Regions from separate parts of the Homo sapiens genome. Here region 2 is linked to region 1. Evidence: read pairs that join two places in POLR2A ChIA-PET (ENCODE). Cell type or tissue: Panc1. All regions are shown on one strand.

Region 1 (8,000 bases):
AGTCATTCCCCACTCTCCCCTTGCCACCCCTATCCCCCAGCAACTACTAGCCTTTCTGTCTGTATGGATTTGCCTCTTGTGGACATTTTGTAGCCCAACAATATTCCACTGTATCAATATACCACACTTCGTTTCTTCACTCATCAGGTGATGGACATTTTGTTGTTTCCACCTTTTGGCTCTTATGAATAGTGTTGCTTTGAACGTTCATATACAAGTGTTTGGACATATATTTCCATTTTTTCGTGTATATACCCAAGATTGGATGCTGGGTCACATGCTTATTTAGTTGTGAAACGTTACTGTCAAGTTGATCTAACAGAAAACCACAGCTGACCTGATGTTACCACTCAGGGTGAGCAACGCCCTCTAGCAGGCAGGCTCTTATGGGGAAGAGAAGTATGGATACAATTAGGCGGACTGGCTGTTAGTTAAAGCCACCTGGAAAGGGTGCTGACTCTCAGATTCGCTGGTGACACAAAGTTGGGGCAGAATCTAGGCCCAAAAGATCTCAGCAAGCTGGTGTGATGTCCACAGATAAAATATAGCAAAGAAAAATGCAAGGTCCTGGCTGGGTGCAGTGGCTCATGCCTATAATCCCAGCACTTTGTGAGGCCGAGGTGGGTGGATCATCTGAGGTCAGGAGTTCGAGACCAGCCTGACCAACATGGTGAAACCCCGTCTCTACTAAAAATACAAAAAAATTAGCCAGGCATGGTGGCGCATGCCTGTAATCTCAGCTACTCAGGAGGCTGAGGCAGAAGAATCTGTTGAACCTGGGAGGCAGAGGTTGCAGTGAGCCGAGATCGCACCACTGCACTCCAGCCTGAGTGACAGAGTGAAACTCAGTCTCAAAAAAAAAAAAAAAAAAAGAAAAGAAAGAAAAATGCAAGGTCCTAAACAAAGAATTACCATAGGATCCAATGGAGTCTGGACACTAGTATTCTTTTTTTTTTTTTGAGATGGAGTTTCATTCTTGTTGCCCAGGCTGGAGTGCAGTGGTGCGATCTCAGCTCACTGCAACCTCCACCTCCCGGGTTCAAGTGATTCTCCTGCCTCAGGCCTCCCGAGTAGCTGGGATTACAGGCGCCCACCACCATGGCCGGCTAATTTTTTGTATTTTTAGTAGAGACAGGGTTTCATCATGTTGGCCAGGTGGGTCTCGAACTCCTGACCTCAGGTGATCCGCCTGCCTCGGTCTCCCAAAATGCAGGGATTACAGGCGTGAGCCACCATGCCTGGCTGACACTAGTATTCTTAGCAGCATTATTCACAGTCACCAAAAGGTAGAAACAACTCAAATGCCCATTGACAAAATGTGATCTATACAAACAATGGAATTTCATTCAGCAATGAAAGGGAAGTGAACTCTGACCCATGCTCACAGGCTACAACATGGGTGAACCTTGAAGACATTGTGCCAAGTGAAATAAGCCAGTCGCAAAAAGGGCACCTCATTGTATGAATTCACTTATCAGGTCCCTAGAGTAGTCAAAATCATCGAGACAGAAGTAGAATGGTGACTGTCAAGGGCTGGGGAGGTGAATGGGGAGTTAGTGTTGAATGGGGACAGAGTTTCAGTTTAGGAGGGTGAAGACATTCTGGAAATGGATGACAGTGATGGTTGCATAATAATGTCAATGTTGTTGCCACTGAACTCTATACTTAAAAATGGTTAAAAATGGTGAATTTTGCTGGGTGCAGTCAGGCTTGCCTGTTATCCCAGCACTCTGGCAGGCCCAGGCAGGAGAATCACTTGAGCCTAGGAGTTTCAGACCAGCCTGGGCAACAAAACAAGACCCCATCTCTACAAAAAAATTAAGAAAGTACCTGAATGTGGTGGCCCACATCTGCGGTCCCAGCTACTCGGGAGGCTGAAGGGGGAGGATCACTTGAGCACAAGAGTTTGAGGCTACAGTGAGCTGTGATCACTCCAGCCTAGGTGACAGCATGCGACCCTGTCTCAAACAAAACAAAACTGCTAAATTTCACATTATGTATATCTCACCACAATTTTTAAAAAATGCAAGGTACTGGCTGGGAGCAGTGGTGCATGCCTCCAATCCCAGCACTTTGGGAGGCTGAGGTGGGAGGACTGTTTGAGCCCAGGAGTTCAAGACAAGCCTGGGCAACATAGTGAGACCCTGTCTCTTCAAAAATATAAAAAAATTAGCAAGGCATAGTGGCATGTGCCTGTGGTTCCAGCTCCTCAGAAGGCTGAGGCAGGGGGATCATTTCAAGCCTGGGAGGTCGAGGCTGCAATGAGCTGTGCTCATACAACTGCACTCCAGCCTGGGTGACAGAGTGAGACTCTGTCCCAAAACAATTAAAAAAAAAAAAAAAAAGCAAGGTCCTAAAACTAAGACCCCCACAGACTGACTTTCCCAGCACAGGTTTTGAGAGAAATGGCGCTCACTTGCAACTGTGACCACACCTTCAGGGGACTGGGACCCTACAGTGAGTCAGGGAGGCTGCCAGAAAACTCATGGGCGAAATAAATCATAGTGGCAAGTACAAAAAGTCCTGAATCCTGAATGCAAGGGCCACAGTCCTACCCACCTCATCATGGTCTGCCCCACTCCACACAGACCTCACACTTCAGGGAGGCCATGGGCCTGGTCAGTGGGAAGCAGCCAAGAAGACGAATGGACTTAAGACCCCACACAGGCCGGGCACGGTGGCTCACGCCTGTAATCCCAGCACTTTGGGAGGCCGAGGTGGGTGGATCACGCGGTCAGGAGATCAAGACCATCCTGGCTAACACAGTGAAACCCCATCTCTACTAAAAATACAAAAAAAGAGCCGGGCATGGTGGCAGGCGCCTGTAGTCCCAGCTACTCGGGAAGCTGAGGCAGGAGAATGGCGTGAACCCAGGAGGCGGAGCTTGCAGTAAGCCGAGGTCGTGCCACTGCACTCCAGCCTGGGTGACAGAGCAAGATTCCGACTCAAAAAAAAAAAAAAAAAAAAAAGACCCCACACAAGGACAGGACAGGGGTGGAAGGAACAAGTGGGATCTGGCAAAGAGCTGCCTTCAGATGTTGCCCAGGGGCCCAAAGGCTGCCAGAACTGGGCTCTGTGCATGGAAATGGGTGAGACAGACTTTAGCTAAGTGCAAGGAAGTGCCTTCTGGCAAAACGGCCAACTGGAACTAGACCTGAGAAGTAAAGAGAGCTTGCACAAACCGGCTGGGAGGGACAGTCTCTGTTACACGGAGTCCCAGTCAAAGTTAACAGGTTCAGTGTGGAACTTTCCAGAGCCTTCCGTATGTGTCCAAAACTTACAAGAGGGAAACAGAGCACACAGACTCATCTGACCACACAGTCCTCTGCATTTGGGGATTTTCTGTTGAGAAGACGTACCTTGGCAATGCGGTTTTTCAAGGAAACCCTCTGAGAAGCACTTCTCTGGTCAAGTCAGCCTTAGAAGGGGTGGCCCAGTTAAATGACCACTAAGGGCAGGTACAGTGGCTTGAACCTGTAATCCTAGCTACTCCAGAGGCTGAGGCAGGAGGACTGCTTGAGCCCAGCAGGTCAAGTCCAGCCTGGGCAACACAGTGAGATCTATCTCTTAAAAAAGAAAAACATGACCACTAAGGTGCCTTCAGTGCCAAGAGTCTGGATAAATGTCTTCTGCCCACCGCTCACTGCCCAGCACACATAGCGTGTTCCAACAGAATTCGCAGAACAGGCTGAAGTGATCAATGTGGTGCATATGACACGCCAATCATTTGGGACATGAACAAAGAGTGAGCAGAAAGGAAGGAGAGTGAAGCGAGTAAGGGAGGAACTGAAAAGCCTGGGTGTAAGGAGACAGCAGCGCCCAGGAACAGGAGACAAACTGACTAGGCAGATGGGAGGATAAGTAAAGGTCAGGGAATAGGCAGGAATCTGTCCTCAGCTGGGAGAGGAAGCACCAGGGAGACGGCTTCCCAGCCCACATAAGCCGGAGCTAGCGCAGCCTCCCGCAGACACAGAGGGGCTGTCACATGTGAGGGACAAGAGGCTCTCCCCAACACAGGGAGGGGGATGAGAAAAGCCATCCTCTGGCAGGGCACGGTGGCTCACGCCTGTAATCCCAGCACTTTGGGAGGCTGAGATGGGAGGGTCAACTGAGGTCAGGAGCTCAAGACCAGCCTGGCCAACATGGCGAAACCCTGTCTCTACTAAAAATACAAAAAACTAGCCTGGTGGGGTGGCGGATACCCACACCTGTAATCCCAGCTACTCAGGAGGCTGAGGCAGGAGAATTGCTTGAACCCAGAAGGTGGAGGTAGCAGTGAGCCAAGATTGTGCCACTGCACTCCACCCTGGGTGACAGAGTGAGACTCTGTCTCAAAAAAAAAAAAAAAAAAAAAAGAAAGAAAGAAAAGAAAAGTCATCCTTTTACCTCTGGGGTTCGAACTGAGAGGAGTCTAGAAGACTTGGGAAACCTTCCTTTCAGGCCCCAAAGCCTGCAACGTTCTCCAGGCCTAACAAAAAAGGTCAAATATGTCAGAAAAGACCTTGGCAAGCTTAGGAAATATTGAAGGAATTCCAACTTCTTTCTTTTCTTTTTTTTTTTTTTTTGAGATGGAGTCTCGCTCTGTCGCCCAGGCTGGAGTGCAGTGGTGCGATCTCAGCTCACTGCAACTTCTGCCTCCCGGGTTCAAGTGATTCTCATGCATCAGCCTCCCGAGTAGCTGGGATTACAGGTGCCCACCACCACACCCACCTAATTTCTGTATTTTTAGTAGAGACAGGGTTTCTCCATGTTGGTCAGGCTGGTCTCGAACTCCTGACCTCAGGTGATCTGCCTGCCTCGGTCTCCCAAAGTGCTGGGATTACAGGCCTGAGCCACCGGGCCTGGCCCCAACTTCTTTAAATGGGCAAGAAAATTTGGTTCAATTCCTTTGGAGAGAATGTGCTGGGAAACAGAAGCCCACTAGCCCAGTGGGCAAGTCCCATAGAAGGAAAAGGGCCATTGGTGTTCTGCTGAGAGCCACCAGCTGGGTACAGGAATAAAGTGAGTGTGGAGATATGACCATGTAATGTGGAGGGGAGAAGGGCAGGAGAGAAAGGAATCCTGAGCCAACCACCCCCTTCAATCCCAGCTGCTCAGTCAGGGCTGCTTTCTTTTGTTCCTGCTGGAAGCATCAGCCAAGTTCCCTTTATTTAAGTCCTGGCAGGACTCTAAAGCTACCACAGGCCGGGAGCGGTGGCTCATGCCCGTAATCCCAGCACTTTGGGAGGCCGAGGTGGGCGGATCACTTGAGGTCAGGAGTTGAAGACCACCTGGCCAACGTGGTGAATCCCCATCTCTACGAAAAATACAAAAATTAGCTGGACCTGGTGGCGCGTGCCTGTAATCCCAGCTACTTGAGAGGCTGAGGCAGCAGAATTGCTTGAACCTGGGAGGTGGAGGTTGTGGTGAGCCAAGATCATGCCACTGCACTCCAGCCTGGGCGACAGAGTGAGACTCCATCTTGAAAAAAGAAAAAACCAGCTGGGCACAGTGGCTCATGCCTGTAATCCTAGCATTTTGGGAGGCCTAGGCGGGTGGATCACCTGAGGTCAGGAGTTTGAGACCAGCTGGCCAACATGGCAAAACCCTGTCTCTAATAAAAATACAAAAATTAGCCGGGCGTGGTGGTGGGTGGCTATAATCCTAGCTACTCAGGAGGCTGAGGCAGAAGAAACTCTTGAACCCAGGGGACAGAGGTTGCAGTGAGCCGAGATTACACCACTTCACTCTAGCCTGGGCAAAGTGTGAAACTCCGTCTCAAAAAAAGAAAAAACCAACCACCCCACCAAACAAAAAGTATAATAAAAAGAAAAAAAATAATAAAGCTACAACATCAGTGGCACCCCCTCTCCTATGGAGCCAGGATATATACACCAGAAACCTATCTTTCTCTCTTCAAAGTGACCCTTGGAGGGTTTGTCTAGTCACTTCCTTTAGGGCCTGGATTTGCAAGACAGGCAGGAAAAACCTCACATCTTCATCATCTCACTATTCTATCTGCTTCTCTCAAAATGCCTGATGTCTACCTAGGGAACTGCACACAGCAGGGTTCCAAACATGTAGTAACTAAAACTGGTCGGCTTTGCAGTTCACGAGGCATTGTCTCATGTACTGATCCTTTTGATCTTCACAACAGTCCTGTGAAGAATTAATCACAGCCGCCTGCCTTTATGGTTGCCTGAGAGCTTAGAAGTGCCAGGCACTGTCCTAAATTACCTCACTGAACACAGCAGTACTGTGAAGTGGTTATTAGTAGCCCCGCTTCAGAGATGGTGAAAACTGAAGTAAGTGAATTCCTGGGGATCAGAATGAACCCGGGGTTTCAAGCAGACGCTAAGCTTTCGAGTACAGTAGGAACGATGTACCCGTGAACTTGGAAGGGGCTAGAGAAGGCACAGTGTGTGCTCAGTGTCCCCATGTCCAGGTCACTGTTGTAACTGTGAGAGTTAGACATTTGGCAATTATCTCTCCAGATGTAGACAGAAATGATAGGAGTCACGTTTCTGAATATTTGTGGATTCTGATTTTGGCCTCAAAGCATGGTCCCATGGCTACCGACATATGCAAAGGAATTCATTGTTCGCCAAGAGGAATGCTGATGTTGCCGCCTTGCAGACATTCAGAGAAACAGTCTCACCAGCCATACCCTTCAAATGAATGTCATCTGATGTAATCCTTCAAGGCTCCTCTGAGGGGTGTGGTGCTGTTTGGCTGATGGAGAAACAGGCCCACCAAGGTGGATCAGCCCAAGATCATCAGGCCCAAGGAGGACCCCCAGCCTGACCCCCTAACCCGCAGCTCTGCCCCAGGCTGGGTGATATGGCCAGGAGTTGGGTTTTAGGGAAGTGAGACTTGATTTTCAGGTCAGTCCTCATAATGCCAAGGTTGCCCCTCCAAAATAGTTCACAAAGACAGAAACTGGAGTTAGGTATTTGTTTTGTTTGTTTTTTGAGATGGAATCTCCCTCTGTTGCCCAGGCTGGAGTGCAGTGGCGCAATCTCGGCTCACTACAACATCCGCCTTCGGGGTTCAAGAGATTCTCTTGCCTCAGCCTCCTGAGTAGGTGGGACTACAGGACCCTGCCACCACGCCTAGCTAATTTTTTGTATTGGAGTTAGGTATTTGAAAAGATAAAGGAAAATAGACAAGATAAAGAATCCTCAATGTGCTCATCACACAGGCAGGTGTGGCTGAAGGAAACTGGGAGTGAGGGGCTCAGCCTCCCAGGTAGGGTCCAGGGCCAAACACACCGGGGGAAGGGGGAACACTTATCTTTAACCTGCTAGAAGGTTCTCCAAGCAACTGCAGTGTGAAAGCCCCTTAAGACAAGGCTACCTGCAAACAGATGATCTTATATCAAACTTCTGAGCCTCTGGGAAAGGCAAATGCAGGTGGATTTGTTTTCTTCATTCTTGAAAGGTCTGTTGCTCCCTCTCCTTCCATGAAAATGCTATCACATTCCTTGCAATTTGGAATCCAGCCATGTAGAAAGGGAACCCCACAGAATAGCACGCCTGGCACCCCTCCCCTGGGCAGAGATGCCCTTCCCAGCCCCAGAGCTCCTGAAAGTGGGAGGCCTGGGGAGGGAGGATGAACCTCAATCCAGGAGGGAGGCCCTGGCCCCAGTGAGACCCCACAGAGCCCCAGCCCTGGGCCCAACTGACCGGGGCCTGCTTTCTCCCCACATGCTTGGCCTAACCCTGGATCCCTCCCTCCTTATTTCAAATGATCACCGTCTTTCCTTTTTCTCCCTACAGCCTACATCTTTCAAATGCTGTCAGGCTTATTGGAGTTCCCTGAGCTCCCAGCTCCTTCTCTGCCAACATCTTAGCTCTTTTTTTCCCTATAATTTAAACGTTAATCCATATACATATATATTTTTAATTAAAGGCAATCCAGAATAGACCAGGTGTGGTGGCTCACACTTGTAATCCCAGCACTTTGGGAGGCTGAGGCGAGCAGATTGCCTGAGGTCAGGAGTTCAAGATCAGCCTGGCCAA
Region 2 (8,000 bases), 86 kb after region 1:
GCCACTGCACTCCAGCCTGGGTGACAGAGTGAGACTCCATCTCAGAAAAACAAAACAAAACAAAACAAAAAAAGAAATTTCTTCACATGGAATCAGTGGAAATAAAATAGTGGGCCATAATCTTTGGTATAATCACTCTTATTCTCATAGGCCCACAGCTCGGCCAAGAGGCAAATCTACCACCTAAAACTAGGTGTGAATAGTCTAGCTATTTTCCATCTGGCATTCCAGGCATACTGGGTAATATTAAAACTTCCTTCTTTTAAAGGTAAAGAAAGAACAAGTTAAATGTAAGAAGTGTCATGACTGGAGTTTCTAAAAACAGAAAAAATTAATTAGAGGTTAATATAGGCAACAAGGAATTCTGAACAGATTCAAAAGACAGAGGAACAAAGAGCTCTTTTAAGACCACTCTTGGCCCATCTCACGTACCAGAAAGCAAATCCTGTGCAATTCTACACTTCCCCCTACCTCTACCCAAAGGCTGCAAGGTTCATAGCCTTGCGCTCACTGCTCTCTATACTTAGGGAGGGGCTCAGCCTCCTGCTAATCTGGGCTCTCTTCGCTTTGCCTACCAGTTCGGTGGTACATATCACAGATGCAAAGCCAGGCCAGCAATTAAGCTGGGGTAACCTGGTGCTACTGGACTATGATTTAGCCATGCCAGGAGAAGGGAATGGGTTGGTCCTTGCCTATAAAAGTTCAGTGTTGAAATACAATGATATCTAGATGTGGGAAAGCCTCCACAATTTGACCTGTCTCTTCTCTGAGATAAAGGAATAAAGAGAATCACCCACCCTCCACTCCTGCAGAGAAGCCGGGCCAGTCTTTCCCAGTGCTGTAGCCCACTATGGGAATTTGGCCTGTTTTCCTTTTCCATTCCAGGCTAGATGCACAAAAGGAATCAGTGGGACTAATCCAAAGAGGAGTTTCTTCACAAAAGACATTGCTGTTTCATATGGCTCCGAGCCCAGTTTTATCCTGGTAGCCCCACGATTCTGACTGTATTATGAGATTTCTCCTCAAAGCAGAGAATATGGGGAACCCACATCTATGAAAACTCGACTACAAGTTGGCCTCATTAAAAGGAGCTATGACCTGAGCAAGAACTCAGTTTAACAAGTTGTCCACGTCTTAGGGGTGAATGAACTGTCAGCAATAAACAAGAGCAGGAGCCCTCTGCAGCACAGCAGCTCATCACCCGCCTGCTCTGTGCGGCAGGCAGTGCCTTGTAGCACACTGAGGGGAACAGCAGGAAAAGGCCACAAGCAGTGTGACTGGGGAAAGGCTGGAAAAACCCAACGGTTGAAGAAGGACATTGGGAACTGGGCCAAAAATAGCAAGCAGGAATCAGGAACACCTGACTGAAAAATCTAAGCTACTCTTAAAAAACTCCCCTCACCACCAGCAGCCCTATCTCCAGAGTACTCGGAGGAAAACAAATGTTGGCTCCTTCTTCCTTCATTTTCCTTGGAATTCTTTGTTTTTTGAGATGGAGTTTTGCTCTTGTTGCTCAGGCTGGAGTGCAGTGGTGCAATCTCAGCCCCCTGCAACCTCCACCTCCTGGGTTCAAGCAATTCTCCTGCCTCAGCCTCCCCGAGCAGCTGAGATTATAGGCACCTGCCACTATGCCCGGCTAATTTTGTATTTTTGGTAGAGATGGGGTTTCACCATGTTGGCCAGGCTGGTCTCCTGACCTTGTGATCTGCCCACCTCGAGCTCCCAAAGTGCTAGGATTACAGGCGTGAGCCACCTCGCCCGGCCTCCTTGGAATTCTTAAGTCTCAGTAGCAGCTGTTCCTTGGCTCAAACCAAGTCATATCCATGGAAGAGCCACAAGGAATAGAAGAAAGCAGAAATAGTTCTGACTTTTGTTCATATTGACAAGGATCAGAAGGGTCTCAAGGTCAGTTTGGTGCTTCTAATCAACTCTTACTCTGGGAGGTGACATCAAGCCTATCCCCTGGAGCAGTTACAATACAGCTGAAATTAAAGTTAATGTATGTAACAATTTTTGAAGGCAAGAGGGAAAGAGCCAGAGAAGGTAATTCTTTGACAAATACTAAAAACGTAGAGAATGGGCCTTTCCATATTCCAGCAAATCTCTCATTTTATAGGTACTTCAACCAATTTTGGATATGTAATAAACAAAGATGCAATGACACAAACACCCCTAGAATACTGAGCCCACAGTGCTAATCCTAATAGGTGTTATGCAGGATCTTGGGCCACATGGAGATCAGAGGTAAGTCAGGATGGTACAAGCACAGGGTATCACTGCCAAAGTGGAACAGCCACTCTGGAAAACTCAACCTTAAGTCCACAGACACTTTCACAGATCCTCTCAGGCAGGCTGACCCAGTGTTTGCAAAAAAATGATTGTTTATTATGTTTTTGGTGGTAGCTCCTAAGAAAACCTAAAGTAGCATGAGGCTTGCTGAAACTCTACATGCAGGTTAGGGGCCTAAAGGCCAAGCTGCAGCACATACAAGCCAAAGCCACAAAGCACACAAGGGGTCCGTACGTGCTACGGTCAGATATCCTACAGAGCAAACTCACACGGGATGAAGACGTTTCCCCTACCCCAGATCCTGATGTGCAGTAACACCGGGCCCAGGAGAAAGGGAAGGGCTGTAACCCTGAGATCTTGCAAGCAGGGCTGACTCAAAGAGGAAGATGACCTGGCTCTAAAGGGAAAGCAGAAGGGAGAAGGCTGGAAAAGAGCTGTGGCTTGGGCAGCTTTGGCACCAGCGAGAAAACCCCATTAGCACAAAGCAAGGAAGCTATATACACACAGCCACACAGACAGAAGCAGGGATTTACCTCCAAGCAAGAGATTTCTTTGAAGTAAAGGCGAATGGAAGTCAGCGAAGCAAAGGCCAAGGATCCCCCTTTCCAACCTGAACAGACTTTCAAGCTGAATTCTATATCAGAAATCACTCTGTTCTGGTCATCGGTGTGACTAGATGGGAACTCAAATTTAAGTACCAGAAAATGGGGTCTTATTTTCTAAGCTAGATGTCACCTTATTATGTCAGGCCTCAGCAGTCCTGGAACAAAATACCACATGACACTACACAATGGGCTTATGGAAATGAGGCTGCATTCCCCGGATGGCCCTCCATGGAAAAGTCTGTGCCATCCCTTAATATGGTGACAGTCAGTCCGAAAGGCCACATCTTTGATGCACCATAAAGAGCAAGAGCATGAGACAAGCTAGTTTAGCACCATTTATTAAGTGATCTCAGCTGTTGTTGTAGCTGCTGCGTGTCAGCCTGTTCTTAAAACATAAAATGCTCTTCCAATTCCTCTTGTCCAGGACAGAAGGATCTTCCAGGTAGCACGCCAACAGAACAAGAGACTCCGATGACGCCAGCTTCAATGATGGTGCCATCCAGAGAGGGAGAGGGTCATGGCACATTCAACCGCGGCTTCCAGAGGTTTTGAAAAAGGAGCCTTTGGGGGCCCAGCCTGCCTGGCATTCTAGTGGAAGTGCAAAAGGTTGGCTCATTGGGAGAGGAAAGAGAGGGGGACGCAAGGGAAAGTAGCATCTGGGTCTCAAAGAGGGTTGGTCTTCTGGTCTCTACAGCTACAGGGCTGAAGTCCCAGAGGCAGACCTCTGGATAAAGCAGAGAGCAGCAGGCCAGTCTTTCTAGCAGACTAAGGCAAAAAGCCCACAGGCTCTCCTAAACTCTGTAAGGACGTGTACATATGTTTCTGTAAAAGTCACGAAGAACTGCCTTATGGTATTAGAAAGGGAGAAGAGCAGAGAAGGGGAGAATTGATGAAAAATACCTCTTTCCCTCTCCTATCCAGGTAAAAAGCTTATTTTGGGGGTAAGTGGGAGTAGGGGATATTCAGAAACCTTGAAAACGAGAATCCTAGAAACAGGTGTAGATCTCTCCAGCCTGGACTGAACGTGGCTAGAAGTCAGAAACTACTTCTATCCCAGAATAGAGAATAAGAAAAATGTGCCCAGAGTAAAGCAATGCTAACACAGGACTGCTAAGGCAAGCAACCACAGCCATGGCTGGCTAATAACTGTTCGTGACTATGATGAGTCATGCCAGCCGTTTGATCATGGACCAACGCCCATAGCAGTGTTCCCACTTAAAAACTGGCACTTAGCTGGTTTAAGCCAACTCCACTCCACATTATCTATGAATGCATGGGAAAGAGATTCCCAAATGGTCTGTCTGCTGAACATAATTGCTGGGCTCACTACTAGCCTTCAATAATAACAACATGATGATATTCTTACTAATGATGATGATGATGATAGCAATACTACTACTTGGCCCCGTAAAAGCATTCTCCATCTGAAGACCCTCAGTTAAAGATTAAATCAGCCTCACAATAGCCTTGTTAGATAAAGTACTGTCTCCCACTTTACAGATGGAGAAACTGAAGCAAAGTTGCAAAGACACTTGTCAAAGGCACATATTGGTATGGGGCCATATGAGAGAACTAAACCTAAGAGTCCTAACTCTTAGCTGGCTAGCTCTCCCTCCAGCTTTGAGACAATCTGACAGCCACTCCCCACACTTTTTCACAATAGCCTGAGCTTACTTCTGACACTCAATCACTGAGGAGCAAGCCTAACAGTGATTCTCACTGTGGACAGAGAGCTCTATTTCCCTGAGTCCTAGGGAGATTGCCAAGCTTATTTTCCCTGTGGCCTTCATGCTTCCCTTTGATTCTGCTCTCTCACACACACACTATCCCCCTTCTTCTAAGAGTCAGCTCTATACACAAGGAAATGGAGTCATTCCTGATAAGTAGTCAGTATCCCAGGACAAAGAAAATAGACTGAAGCTAACAAGTTAAAAAGACATGCAGAAGTGGGGTGAGGGTGGGCAGGGTGAAATTATCTTAAAAAACAGCAAGAAAAAGAAAAGCACTTGTCTTTCATTTTAAGATAGTGGTTAGCATATGAAAGACAAGACAGCCTGTAGAAATTAAGCAAGCCCAGGTAGTACAACTGGGTTTCTGCAGATGGGCTCTCTCTGCTACAAAGCACCTGGTAGTATAGGTGGCAGGGAGCCTCGCTGACAAAGAACTGCAGCAAGTAGCCAGAAGCCCTAGAGGGAAGGCCTGGTCTGTCCCTTCTCCACAAGTAAGTCTCCTGTCCGGCCATATTCCTCTGGGCCCAACTACAGATCTACTTATACTAAGCTTAGGGACACGTCCTCCCATAACCCCCCAACACGTACTTGATGCTGTCGGTGTGAGTTTTGTATTCCATAATGGTGTTGGGAGGTAGGTTAAGCACTCGCCGAAGTGTGTCCCGGATTCGGGCTGTGGTTGCTTGGTCACTGGCAGTCTTATTCCATATTGAAATAATGTCTTCCTACCAGAGGAACAGAAGGAATCATCAAAGCAAATCAGGGGCAGCGAGGAGAGCAAAGGCAACACAAGAAACCAGCCTGGCTCATGGGTGGCTTACCTGAAAGCGGACAGACACCACAGCCCCACAGATCTCCTCCCCAACCATGAACTGTTCCCCCAGCATGGCCAAAATGAGATTCTCCCAGCAACGGGAGGCCAAGCCCTTCCGCAGCCGAATAATCCACTTGCCACCATTTTTATTTGCATCATCCTGTAAAAAGACAGAAAGCACTGAAGTTAAAATATGGTTTCACAGCCTTTTTTTGTATGAAGGCAGTAAAAAGCCAAGAATCTCTTAAACACTAAGAAGTCATATCACTTTCCAATTATTCAACTCTATAGAAAAACTGATGGTAGGACTAGGGAGAGAAGAAATGGGGAAAAAAAGAAAAACAAGGCTGGGATCCTTGGCATAAGCCATTTATTAAAATGGCTAAACAGACCTTTTAAAAATAATCCCCTTTACTGGAAATACTTTAGGAATCAAAACGAAATGATGTCATATTTCAAGCACAGATCATCCGTTTACTTGCTAAAAGTACTGAATGTCTGCTGGGCGCAGTGGCTCACGCCCGTAATCCCAACACTTTGGAAGGCTGAGGTGGGCGAATCACGAGGTGAGGAGATCGAGACCATCCTGGCTGACACGGTGAAACCGCGTCTCTACTAAAAATACAAAAACAAAATTAGCCGGGCATGGTGGTGGGCGCCTGTAGTCCCAGCTACTCGGGAGGCTGAGGCGGGAGAATGGCGTGAACTCGGGAGGCAGAGCTTGCAGGGAGCCGAGATCGTGCCACTGCACTCCCGCCTGGGAAACACAGCAAGACTCCGTCTCAAAAAACAAAACAAAACAAAACAACAACGACGACAAAAAAAAGTACTGACTGTCACTACATACCAAGTACACAGACATGAAGCCCCAATCTAGTTTTTTTTTTTTTCTTTTTTGCGATGGAGTCTCCCGCTGTCACCCAGTCTGGAGTGCAGTGGTGCGATATCGGCTCACTGCCACTTCTGCCTCTTGGGTTCAAGCGATTCTCCTGTCTCTGCCTCCTGGGTAGCTGGGACTACAGGCACATGCCACCACACCCGGCTAATTATTGTATTTTTAGTAGAGACAGGGTTTCACCATATTGGCCAGGCTGGTCTCGAACCCTTGACCTCGTGATCTGTCTGCCTCGGATTCCCAAAGTGCTGGGATTACAGGAGTGAGCCACTGCGCCTGGCTGAAGCCCCAATCTCTACTCAGATCCAGTCCAGTAGAAGAGACAGCCAAGGATATTAATTACAGCAATGATACTATAATTATAAGTGCTGCTGTTAACAGATATGCACACTATGTTAAGGAAGAACAAGATAGTTGGAAACAGTCAAGAAGTGGGTCTTTTTTTTTCTTTTCTTTTTTTGAGATGGAGTCTCGCTCTGTCACCCAGGCTGGAGTGCAGTGGCACAATCTTGGCTCAGTGCAACCTCCACCTCCTGGGTTCAAGTGAGTCTCCTGTCTCAGCCTCCCGAGTAGCTGGGATTACAGGCGCGTGCCACCACACCTGGCTAATTTTTGTATTTTTAGTAGAGACGGGGTTTCACCATGTTGGCCAGGCTGGCCTCAAACTCCTGACCTCAGGTGATCTGTCCACCTCGACCTCCCAAAGTGCTGGGATTACAGGCATGGGCCACCATGCCCTGCCAAGAAGTGGGTCTTAAGGTCAACGGGAGTGAGTCAGGAAAAGCAGCTGAAGGGCACTGCGGGCACTGGGAAGAACATGTCTGTGCATAAACTGACAGGAGGGTCCACCTGCAGGGAAGGGAAGATTTAGAGATGATGGGAGATGAGGCTTGAAAGGTAAATGAGGTGCAAGATCATGTGAGCAATGAGGAGCTGTATAAGATGGGTGGCGTGGATGTGACCACATTTGTCTTCTCGAAAAATGCCATGGCACCAGAATAGAAGATGCACTACACCAGGGCGCAGCCGAATACTGGCTCTGCAAAGTTCTAGGTCTCCAGTTCCTGCCTTTAAACTTATTTTCTTACCCACTTTAATCATATGTGTACTATGTAAAAATATTACACACACGCACAAACAAGTTCTATAAGGATAAAGGTAACTGAAAACAAAAATCCTTTAATGTTCTAATACCATTTTAGTCATAAAACAGTCTTTAAAAAACACCCAGCACCAACCCACACAGACAAAAAATGGCATCAGTGCATTTCTCTAGAGGCTCGGGTTCCAAGGATATACTGGAGAGTGATGCAGTTTTGAGAGACTTTAAAACACTTTTAACCAGCTGGGCACGGTGGCTCACGCCTGTAATCCCAGCATTTTGGGAGTCCAAGGCGGGCGGATCACGAGGTCAGGAGATCGAGACCATCCTGGCTAACACGGTGAAACTCCGTCTCTACTAAAAAACACAAAAAATTAGCCGGGCGCGGTGGTGGGCGCCTGTAGTCCCAGCTACTAGGGAGGCTGAGGCAAGAGAATGGCGTGAACCTGGGAGGCGGAGCTTGCAGTGAGCCGAGATCGCGCCACTGCGCTCAGCCTGGGTGACAGAGCGACACTCCGTCTCAAATAAAATAAAATAAAATAAAATAAAATAAAATACTTTTAAC

The links. ChIA-PET counts read pairs that join two places held together with the same protein. Peaks named below come from ENCODE experiments on the same cell type or tissue, not always from the same donor. Only the 100,000 strongest peaks of a DNase experiment are listed, where the experiment ranks them.
Region 2: POLR2A ChIA-PET joins it to region 1 with 14 read pairs; 3 of 35 experiments call an interaction of 5 or more read pairs at or near these places.

The regions. Positions count from the first base shown.
Region 1 is chr2:232,650,772-232,658,771 of GRCh38, reverse strand. All of the region lies in intron 1 of EFHD1 (EF-hand domain family member D1), which reads right to left. Among named protein-coding and RNA genes, the nearest start is that of EFHD1, 21 kb to the right of the region's middle. In Panc1, no CTCF peak of the experiment used is centred here; no DNase peak of the experiment used is centred here; H3K27ac peaks cover 1,527 bases.
Region 2 is chr2:232,564,427-232,572,426 of GRCh38, reverse strand. It overlaps EIF4E2 (eukaryotic translation initiation factor 4E family member 2), which reads right to left. Exons shown (of 7, transcript NM_004846.4): 5 at 5,446-5,598; 6 at 5,213-5,349; 7 at 3,217-3,482. The coding sequence ends at 3,410. Among named protein-coding and RNA genes, the nearest start is that of EIF4E2, 18 kb to the right of the region's middle. RefSeq lists an enhancer at 3,330-4,529. In Panc1, no CTCF peak of the experiment used is centred here; a DNase peak (open chromatin) is centred at 4,036.